2 separate regions of the Mus musculus genome follow, and region 2 is linked to region 1. Evidence: chromatin loops called from intact Hi-C (ENCODE). Cell type or tissue: gastrocnemius. All regions are shown on one strand. Links, peaks and the distances in the headings refer to the core of each region. The heading gives the core; the rest is flanking DNA.

Evidence for each region. A loop is a pair of places that touch in the nucleus more often than their neighbours do. Peaks named below come from ENCODE experiments on the same cell type or tissue, not always from the same donor. Only the 100,000 strongest peaks of a DNase experiment are listed, where the experiment ranks them.
Region 2: a loop joins it to region 1, with 2.3 times the contacts of the local background. A loop is called at or near these places in 1 of 42 quality-filtered maps.

The regions. Positions count from the first base shown.
Region 1 is chr4:101,228,098-101,233,480 of GRCm38, reverse strand. The region is part of intron 1 of Jak1 (Janus kinase 1); the gene reads left to right. Among named protein-coding and RNA genes, the nearest start is that of Jak1, 34 kb to the left of the region's middle. In gastrocnemius, for the core only: no CTCF peak of the experiment used is centred there; a DNase peak (open chromatin) is centred at 2,676; H3K27ac peaks cover 1,305 bases.
Region 2 is chr4:101,280,284-101,285,666 of GRCm38, reverse strand. No RefSeq gene overlaps it. Among named protein-coding and RNA genes, the nearest start is that of Gm25124, 12 kb to the right of the region's middle. In gastrocnemius, for the core only: no CTCF peak of the experiment used is centred there; no DNase peak of the experiment used is centred there; H3K27ac peaks cover 2,473 bases.

The DNA.
Region 1 (5,383 bases), core at 285-5,284:
GCTGGCCTTGAACTCTTGACCCTCTTGTTTCAGCCTCCTGATTATAGGCATGTCCTACCTGCCATGCTCAGCTTCCAGCAGCATCCCCTAGGAAGGAAATAGATTGCATTTTGCAGTACTAGAAATACACTATTCCCATTTTAGGCTAACTCCATCCTGCAATGGCATCAGTGACAAGAAGGTCCTCAGGGCTAGAGTTAATCCTGCAGGCCTGTGTTCAAGCTCCTGTGAGGGGCCAGCAGCATCATACTGCCCATGTCATTGAGGGAGGCTGAGGGGAGGGCCTCAGGTAGAGAGGTGGTGTCCCCAGCAGTGTGCACGTCCTCAGAAGTCTCCTCACTTCCCTGGAGCCCTACCCAGAGAACGGTGCGTCCTGTTGAGGCGAAGACTGCTCAGGGCTGAGAACTGCTGTGTTCAGGAACGGTTTTCCTGAGCTGTAGATTGTTCACATCTGATACCTTGATGCTGACTTTTGTTGCTCTAGATAGCTTCCTGGAATCTAAGAATCCAGAAGTTCAAAGCCACTCTGAGGAAGGGAGCTCTGTGTTCTGCTACACCAGGAAAGGGGAGGGGGTACATTTTCTTAGCTGTGGGAATTTCAAGAAGCTTGGTTTCTTTGTATCTGAGTTTGCTTATTTATAGGATTGAAGTAACAGTGGTAGCCCTTTATGTGTCACTGCGTAAATGTGTAAAATGTTTGGCATGGCTAATAGTGCAGTTTTAATTATATTTATTTGCATGTATGCGCATACGTGTGTGAGTGCTCACACACAGGAACATGCACTCTCACAAACATGAGCATGCACGAGCACACAGTCTTTATATTTTTCCATGGCTGCAGGCTGTATCAGCAATGGCTTTTGACTTTTAGCAGGGATAAAGAGCTTTGAGTTCATGGTGGATGTGCTAGCTAGTTTTATGTCAACCTCACACAAGCTAGGGTTATCTGAAAGGAAGGACCCTCAATTGAGAAAATGCCTCTGTAAGATCCACCTGTTGGGCATTTCTTAATTAGTGATCGATTCCCAACACATTGTGAGTTTGTGGCTCTGGGTTCTATAAGCAATCAGACTGAGCAAGCCATTGGGGCAAGCCAGTAAGCAGCCCCCCTCCATGGCCTCTGCATCAGCTCCTGTCTTCTGGTTCCTATGCTGCTTGAGTTCCTGCTCTCACTTTATTGCTTTTGATGATGAGCTGTTCTGTGGAATGGAGTGAAATAAACCTTTTCCTCCCCAGGTTGCTTTTGATCATGGCGTCTCATCCTAGTATTAGTAACCCTGACTAAGGTGGACATGCTCTCTTATTTCCTTTGTGTTACCCTCAGGATGTTACCGTGGGAGAGTAGAGTAGTCAGAAGTCCTCAGAGATGCCTTGGAGATTGTTTGATGCTGGACAGATGATTTCACCGTTGTATACATTTAAAAAGCAGAGGAGCATTAGTTAATATTGGAAGTAGCTGAGCAGCTTGTTCTGTCTCTGCATCTTCTGCAAGCCTTCAGAATACACGCTGGAGGGAAGCTTAGCAAACACGTTGCCTGTTGTAGTGGCACGTCCAGCTTAAGTAGCTTTTGTTAGCTGCAAAACCAGTGAGTCAAGCTGAACACACTTAGCTATGTAAGTAGCCTTGGATTAAACTGTTTATGAATCTTGATTTTCCTTTTTATAAAGTGATGTGATGATGTTTTCCTCAGAGTAGTGTTAGTGTGAGTAGTAGATGAGATGTAAAGAACCTATCACACTTGGGAGGAAGAGGCAGGTGGATCTCTGTGAGTTCGAGGCCAGCCTGGTCTACAGAGCTAGTTCTAGGACAGCCAGGCTACACAGAGAAACTCTGCCTCGAAAGCCAAAAACAAACAAGCAAACAAAAAACTTCCCAAAACAACAAAAATATATCAGTGGATAACAATGTGACTGTATTGCATAATAGAGCTAAGACTGTTGTAAGTGTATTGTCTGGATGTTGTTACCCTTCAAAGTCAGTATCCATTTAGAAAGTATTTAGGTTGCTTTTAGCCTGCTTGCCTGCCGCCTGCCTGCCTGTCTTCCTGCCTGCCTGCCTTCCTGCCTGCCTGCCTGTCTTCCTGCCTGCCTGCCTTCCTGCCTTCCTGCCTTCCTGCCTTCTTCCTTTCTTTCTTTTTAAGGCAGGAGGAGAGAGAAAGCAGATTCATACAGTTGAGGGGGGAAGGAAAGGGAGAGGGGAGAGGGAGAAGAAGAAAAGGAGGAGAAGGAGAGGGAGAGGGAGGGAGAGAGGGAGAGAAGGAGAGAGAAATAGAGATTGAGAGTCACATCCCCAGAAGTTGAGTTACCTGATGTGGGAAGTGAACTCAGGTCCTCAGCAAGAGTAGCACGTGCTCCTAACTACTGAGTCATCTCAAGGCCCATGTTTACAGGGATTTTTTTTTTTATCCCCATTATGAACAACACACAATAATACTCAGGCTGCCCAATCTCTGTGTGTTTTGTGTGTTCTTAGGGTACATTTCTGGGAGTAACAGAAGTGCCTGATTTTCGCCCTTATTTCATTATCAGATTCAGATTGTCTCCAGGTAACCTTTCCCTCTCCCACAGCGGTGGGAATAGGCAGCTGTGGGAGGGTAAGGAGAATGTGGACTTCCTGCCACCTGGTAAGCTAAGAACAAGGGCTCCTTAGGCATTGGCTGAGCTCCCAGAGGCAATGGCCTAGGACATAGCCAGTCAGCCTTGTGCCATATTGGCTGGGTGAGGTGGATTCTTGTTTCTGCTTTGTGGGTGTAGAAGAGGTATGGACTTGGCTGAGTCACACTGAGTTATAGGTCTAGGTGTCTGTTACAGGTATGGGAGCCTCACTGTTGACAAGCAGAAAGGGAATTCAAAGTTTTTGTTAATTTGTACTTATTTTTATTGTGTGTGCACAGCATATACGTGGAGATTAGAGGATAGCTTTCTAGACTTGGTTCTTCCTTCCACCATGGGATCTGGAACTCAATCTGCAGAGGTGCTTTTACCTAGTGAGCCATCTCAGTAGGCTTGTTTGTTCTTGGTTAGGCCCTCTTTCACCAGGAAATGTATTCTTTGAAGAGTTCAAGTGAATGGGGTGGGCAGCTAGTACAAGCCCATCTGGAAATGCCTTCCTCTAGGAATGTTAGTACCTGCAGAGAACCTGCAGATCAGTCGAGTCTGATTCTAGAAACCAAGAGTCTATTTCAAACCCAGTGGAACACAGTGTTAGGTCTCAAAGAAACTCAGGACAAATGGGTTAACTGAGGTGCCTATTAATATATATTAATATATAATATAACACTGGCCACCAAGACCTCAGCATCCCAAGTACCTTCTACAGAGCTCTGGCTCCTCTCCATGCTCCTCACCCATACCCTAAACCTTTCCAGCCTGTTGAGCTTTGTTTCCCTTCCCCCACCCTTTTCCCTCTGTAACCGGGCTATTTTGGCCACATGCTCTGTTGGCTCCCCTCTCTTGTCCTTCTCTTTCCTCTTTTTCTTTCACTGTCCCCCACCCTCACCCCCATTGCCCGGTCTATTCTGCTGGCCATGTTCAGTCTGGACTCTTCCACATGCCTCTGGCTGTTTGCTCCCTCATATCTACACTAAATAGCTTCTCCCCAACCATACTTAGGAGTGGGCATATCCCCATTTTCATTTACATAAAACCTAACGAGCTTCTCAATGAGATTAAGTGTGTATACAGTCATAGATTAGGACTCATACCTACTGAAAATAATCAAGAGGTCAGTGCAGGGGCCTATACCAAAAGCAGTTGGGGTGGGCGTACAGGCAGCAGAATTGTGGTAATAAGCGCTGAACTTCGGCTTGAGTTCTGAGACTATGTTGTGAGTTTAGTTTTGGTTGCAGTATATGAGAGGCTGGTTTGCTTGTGTAAGTAATTGCCTATAAGAATAGTTTGATATTTACCTTGTGATTTTTATTTTTAAAGGATGCTCTTTATTTAAATTGACCTAGATGCCTGAAAGATGGATAGGTGGAATCTTTTGTCTCAAAGAAGAATCTTGTTATTTAGCGAATGCTTCTGGTTTGTCTCACAAAATGCAAAGTGGATGCTTGTGCATGCTCACTCCTTTATTATAGTACAGCCTTCAAAACATGCATCTGTTGTTGTGTAACTGGCTACTCTCTGGGATAACAGCACAAACCAGCAGATGTGTCTGTCTGCTTGGCCTGACCTTTGATTGAATGTGCTACAAGTATATGATATACTTGCTGGAACAATTTTAAAGGAACGGTACAGGCTAAACTGGAAAATAATAGACACAGCCTCCTTTAGAATCAGTGATTTATTTAGTATTCAGAGATAAGCTTAGAATCATTGAGAATAGCTTTGTTTTGCGGGTAAACAAAAAGGTTGCATGTAGAATATTTTTCCCTATAAAACTTAATTTTGTACAGGCATATTTAATTTGAAAATTTGAAGTATATATACTTCAGAATGAAATTTGACTGCTATAGCACCTTGAATCCTTTAGCTCCTCAGAATACAGGTTGAAAAATCTTCATATTACTGCTGTGCGTGCATGTGCGAGCGTTCGAGTGCCACAAACCTAAGCTTCTCTAAGACATTTTTTTTTCCTTTGCTGAACATTTGGGACTCCCTGAGGAGGTAGAAAGGACACTTGAGTAACAGCCTGCTCTTGGTTTTTGCCTTTGCTCATCTTTAGAGCATGGTTGTATGACCTATTCTAGACACCAAGATGCTGGCTTTAAGGTAAATGGCCTTGCTGCAGGCCCTCTGGTCCCCTGTGCCTGTGTAGGAAAGAGTCTCTAGAGTAGATGGGCAGAGATTAGGATGAAAATGACAATCAGTCAAACACACAAGAGAGGTGTTGAATCTGAATGCAATGCTCCAGTCGAGCATCAGACTTTTATAATACAGAATAAATTGCAGAACAAGGCACATTGAATTTTTCCAGGTGCAAAAGGAGTGACTTCAAAAGGAACCAGATAAATGTATAACACTAGAGATTAACACAGATGCAAGGGGAGTGACTACAAAGGGAATTTGTAGGAACCAGATAAATGTTTACATTAGAGATTAGCACTTTCTGCCAGGCAAGAGTTTTACACTTAGAGTTAATAGCCCCAGGGTAGTTAACTCTTGACACGCCTCAAGAATAATGTAGTGTCACTGACCCCAAAATTCTCTAGGCCTCGTTAATTCTTATCTATATCTGGAGACTGTCCATTTTCAGTATAGTATACTAATTTGCTCTTGGCATGAAATGTAGTCTGTAATAAGAATTTCTATCTCAGTGAGAATTTTAGTCTCTATCTGTAAACAGCTGAGTAAAATGGCAAGTGCCTAATTGTTTTCTGAATGGGTTAAGCTCCTTGCTGCTATCTGGAATCTAAGAACACTGGGAAAGGCTTTAGCT
Region 2 (5,383 bases), core at 266-5,265, 52 kb before region 1:
CTGTGAAGGCTTGATACCCCAGCATAGGGGAATGATTGGGCTGTGGGACAGGAATGGATAGGTGGGTGGGGGAGTACCCTTATGGAGGTGGGAGGGGGTGGAATGGGAGGTTTTTGGAGGGGAAACCAGGAAGGGAGGTAACATTTGAAATATAAATAAACAGAATAGCCAATAAAAACAAAACAAATCACAAAGTACTGCCTCCTAACCTAAGCTTCCCAAGGCCTACCATTTTTTTATTTGTTACTATTTTTGAAGCACCTTTGTCTATGGGAAAATCCAGAAAGCCATGAAGATAGTCAGGGCAAGGTACTAGGTGAGAAAAGTCCTGGACATTTTTAAAATCCTGCTTTTTCTCGTAGGGTGATTAAGTTCACCGTAAATGTGGCTAAGTGTTAAACCCAACTACAACCCCACAACCCGGACACCCGGTCTGCTGAGATGGAGAGACAGGAGTCTTGCTGGTTTTGTTGGTTTGGGTTTATTTAAGCCTTTGTTGTATTGTTTAAACCTGGGCAGCTTAAGTAACAGAAATTTATTTTCTTACTCTTCTGGATAAACACAGTCTTGGCAGAGCTGGTTTCCTATGAAGCCTTTCTTCCCTTAAGAAGTGTTTGTTTTGGTTGATGGTCTCGGAAGTTTTAGTCCATGGTTGGCTGATTAGATGACTGTGAACCTAGGTGAGGCAGGAACCTATGTGTGGAGGCTCAGAGTGACTGCCAGCTTCCCAAAGAAACTCTCTCTTCCCAGGCCTGTGGAGTTTTACTGCACAGCTCACCTGTGGCCTCTGGCCTCCAGCACGTTCTATTTTTCTAAGCTTCAGCAACATCTGTAGACACTGGTTACTTTAGAGTACACCAGACGATTTTGTGCCTGTCCTTTCAGCAGCCCCTGACAGCCCGTAACAGACTTTACAGTTATCTACACATAAAATTCCTAGAACCAGGCAGGGACCACGCTCCCACAGTGGCAGGAAGGATTAAGGCAAAGATGTGCTAAACCTTGCTTTACTGTCTGTGTACACTTTTTCTTGACTCGTCATTTACATGACCAAACTGTTATGTTTTGGATCTTCCACTGTAAAATCAGTAGCATGCTAACAGATGTTTACTAGCCTGCCTGAGAAGGGATGGTGTGAGAAACCTCAGTGTCAAGATTGGCGGTGTCCATGGTGGAAACCCTTCTGACATGGGTGGTTTGGGATATTTATGTGAAAGCATCTGATATGGAGTTGAGAAAACATCTACTTTTTGGGGGAGCCCATGGGTTCATGGGAAACAAAGCTAGTACCTTACTTCAAAACAGCGGAAAGCACAAGCAAGCCATCAACTAATAAACATTACCATCTTCAGTTACCTCTAGTAAAAAGAATAAGTCAGGGATTGATGTTTCTTACCAAGTCAAGATCTTCACTTCCATCCCTGCTCCCTTGCATTCTAGAATGCTCTACAGCTCTTCTGAAGGGCTGCCTCCAGATGACCTATCTCCGTAGCTGCGTTCTATCTTTAGATCTTACATCACTGGCTTCCGTGAACACAACCACAGGGAGCAGGGCTACCACCCTGCAGGGAGCAGATCAGGCCTGAAAAGACTTGTTCCTCACTGGTGGACCTGTTAACCTTGTGAGCTGCAAGGGAAACTCAAATGGATCATCTTTCCTAGGCTCCCTGGTTAACAAGGTGCTTTATCCTAGGTTGGTTACGCCTGATATCAGCACTAACCATGCATTTCCCTGGAAAGTTTATGAAGGCTTCTTAACCACCCTTGACAAGCTAACAGTTCTGTGACCGTCATGTCCTTAATCTGTCTGTTCAGGTTCAAGCTTAGGCAAGTCTGGAGAACAAAGGTTGCCTCACCTAGCAATGTGAGTTCTAGGACTCAGTTCCCCCAAGTGGTTGTGTTGCTCCCTGCCTTGTATAGATCATTTTGTCTACCCACGCATCCACCAATGGCTGCAAACAGATAGAAACGTGGGCCATGTTGTATTCCCTCACAGTCTAGGATGGGGATCATATCCACTGGCCAGAGTCTGTGTATAAAAGACAGCTCTAAGATGTGTAAAAGAATCTGAGAAACCAAAGGAGGAACTCTTCTTCCTTACAAGTTCTAAGAAAGTTTCTGTAGACTCCAGGAGATAAAAATCTGGGGAGGTAAGGCCTGGAGTTAGACTGTGATGTACCTTATATTCCAAATGGGGATGTGGTTCCCAGCACAAAGGGTTGTTTGTTTGTTTCTGTTGTTTGTTTTTGTTTTTTTTTTCTTCTTCTTCTGTGTTTTGGGGCTTAAAATCTTGGTTTCTGTTTACAGAGTATTGTGGCAGATACACCAAGTGTTTTAATTTTTCTCTTTTAAAACGATTAATTTAGTTTATTTAGTTTTTGAAACAGGGTTTTTCTGTGTAGCCCTGGCTGTCCTGGAACTAACTATGTAGACTAGGCTGGCCTTGAACGCAGATCCACCTGCCTCTGCCTCCTGGGTGCTGAGATTAAAGACATGAGACATTGAGCAAAGCACTCAAATGTACACACCTGGGAATAGGCAGAGGCACAACCCACTTCTGACACACTAAGCCTGTGGTCTGAGAAATACAAGGTGCAGAAGTGGTGTGCATCTATAATCCTGGCACTCAAGATATAGAAGCAGGACCAAAAGTAGGAAGGAAAGGAGGAAAGGACCAAAAGTAGGAAGGAAAGGAGGAAAGGACCAAAAGTAGGAAGGAAAGGAGGAAAGGACCAAAAGTAGGAAGGAAAGGAGGAAAAGAGGGAGGGAGGGAGGGAGGGAGGGAGGGAGGGAGGGAGAGAAGGGAGGAAGGAAGGACAGATGGACAAGGCAGCAGTTGAGGGACTTGGAAGAGAGGACTTTCCCCGCCCTAATCTCTTCCCAAATGATAGTTCAAAGGATATTGACAGTGGTACCAATTTACCTTCCATGATGGTGGGTGCTGCTGAGAAATGTTGGATCAGTGCTTAATCTGCTCATTTATGAATAAGCAAATGCCACTTCCAGGTGTAATGTTAGCTGCATTAGAAGCATCTGCTCAAGAGATATGAATGTCAGCCCTGAGTACTGACTTTCATTTGACACACTGTAAAAAGAAGGATTTCCACTCAAACACAGAAGCTCCATAGAAAGAAACTGGTCTGTCCTTTCAGCCATTGGGTAGGCTACTTGATAGGAACTGCTTGGGTGTTATTTACTTCAGTGTTGACATAACTCTGTTCAAACATGTGTGCCAATAAGACCTTGAAGTCCAGGGAAGTGAGGGTGCTTGCTCTAGCTTGGGGTTGATTTTCTTTCTGCTACTCTATTAACTGAATCTATTTCATTTCTACCTTAGTGAGTAGCTGCCCAAGCGAGGAGTGATAAGAATTTAACTATATCTGAAAGGGCCTTCCTAGTGGTTGTATGACAGTGTGGTACAGTGAGAAGAACCAGAGCTTTGATGGTTGGCATCCCCGCTCTGTCATGGTGTGACCTTTGACAAATACTTAATCTCTCCTCAAAAGATAATGATGGGAATTAAAGCAGATGATAGGTACCTGGAACAACTTAAATACATGTTTATCCTTTCTTGCTCTCTCCTGGTACAATGTGAATGGACATTTCCAGCTTAAGTGAGTTCGCTAAAGACTCAGTACACTGTTAGAGATATTGTCATGTATTTTAATTCAAACAAATACCCATTGCATGAAATTTTTATGGAAGTTTAAGTATGGTGAAGCTAGGCAATTCCTACACAAAAGTCACTAAAGTCCATTACTCATAGAGAGGCACAGTAAGAGTTGGGGGTGAGGGGGGTGGGGAGAGATGAGAAGTTGGCCATATAGCAGTTGAAAAACTCTGGAGGTAAAACACACATGCAGACAGAGAAAGAGTAACAGAAGACAGCAAAGGATGTGTGCTCAAGGATAATATGGACAGCTGAAGGGTCATCTCAGACAAGAGCTCCCCATGACCCCCTTCGTGCATGCTTTCCTCCTACCTCCCACCCCTTACATGCTGGGTGTCTCTGAGATTGGCAAAACTTTTCTCTGGAACAAAGTTGGGGCTGACATCTCCTAGAATTCCCCGTAAGGCCAGAGGCTTCTAGAGTTTGAAAAACTGCTTGGAAAGTTTCTTTGTTTTGTTCTGGTTTGTTTGTTTGTTTGTTTGTTTTGGTCTTTTTCAAGTCAGGGTTTCTCTGGGTGGCCCTGGCTGTCCTTTTTTGTTTTGTTGGTTTTGTTTGTCTCTAATCCCTCTTGGCAGGGGGTGGTGGGCAGGGGGGGTGCAGGGCAGGCAGGGATGGGGGAGGAGGTGTAGGGAGAAAGGCAGGTCTGAAAGCCCACTGGCCAGCCAGCCTAGCCCAAACAGTTCCGTGAGAGACTGCTGTCTCCAGGCAATATGATGGAGAGTGATAGAGGAAGACACTCAGCATCCTTTTTGGCCTCCATGCACACATTCGAAGGTCATGCTGTCATGCTTAATTTTTAACATGAGTGCTGGACGTGTGAGCTCATGTGCATGCAACACACACACACACATACACACACTCATGCACACTAATACAAACTAAATTATCTCTATGTAGACTTCTTCATCATAAGTTCCTAATAACTGAGCTGAAATAACTGAGCTGAGTTTATGTGTATGTCTACACACATGTGTGTGTATTCTATATATCTCTGTATATTTACAATATAACAACCATTTGCATAGTATTTATATTGTACTAGGTATTATAAGTCATCTAGAGGTTATTGAAGTATATGGAGAATGCACCTAGATTTCATGCAAATAATCTGTCATTATTTACAGGGACATAAGCATTGTTAGGATTTGGTGTCCAGCAGAGTACTAGGAGCAATGCCCCCCCGAATACTGAGAGGCGATTGTCTCTGCAATCATGGCATTGAAAATTGAGTGAAGGGGCTGGAGAGACGGCTCAGTGGTTGAGTACTTGTTGCTCCTGCAGAGGACCTGGCTTCGGTTCCCAAGACCCACGTGGTGGTTCACAAATCTCCACAACTCCAATTTCATGGGATTTGATGCCTTCTTTCTACCCGCATAGGCACCCTGAGTATGCATGTGGTATACAGACATACATGCAGCCAAAACCACAAATAAAATAAAATGGATAAATATCACTTTTTTTCAATTGAGTGAAGACAATACCTACACAATTTATACACAAAACAGAATATAATCTTAACAGTTCTCAGAAGGACTAAGTGCCACTTATTTAATAGGTCTGTTATGATGTGAGCCTGAAACATATCCCCCAGGCTCATGCTATAAACACTTGGTCCCCAGCTGGCAATGCTATTTTGGGAGGTTGTAGAACCTTTGAGAAAGGAAGTCCAAGCCAGCTGGTGCAAACAGGTCATTAGGGACAGGCCTTTCAAGG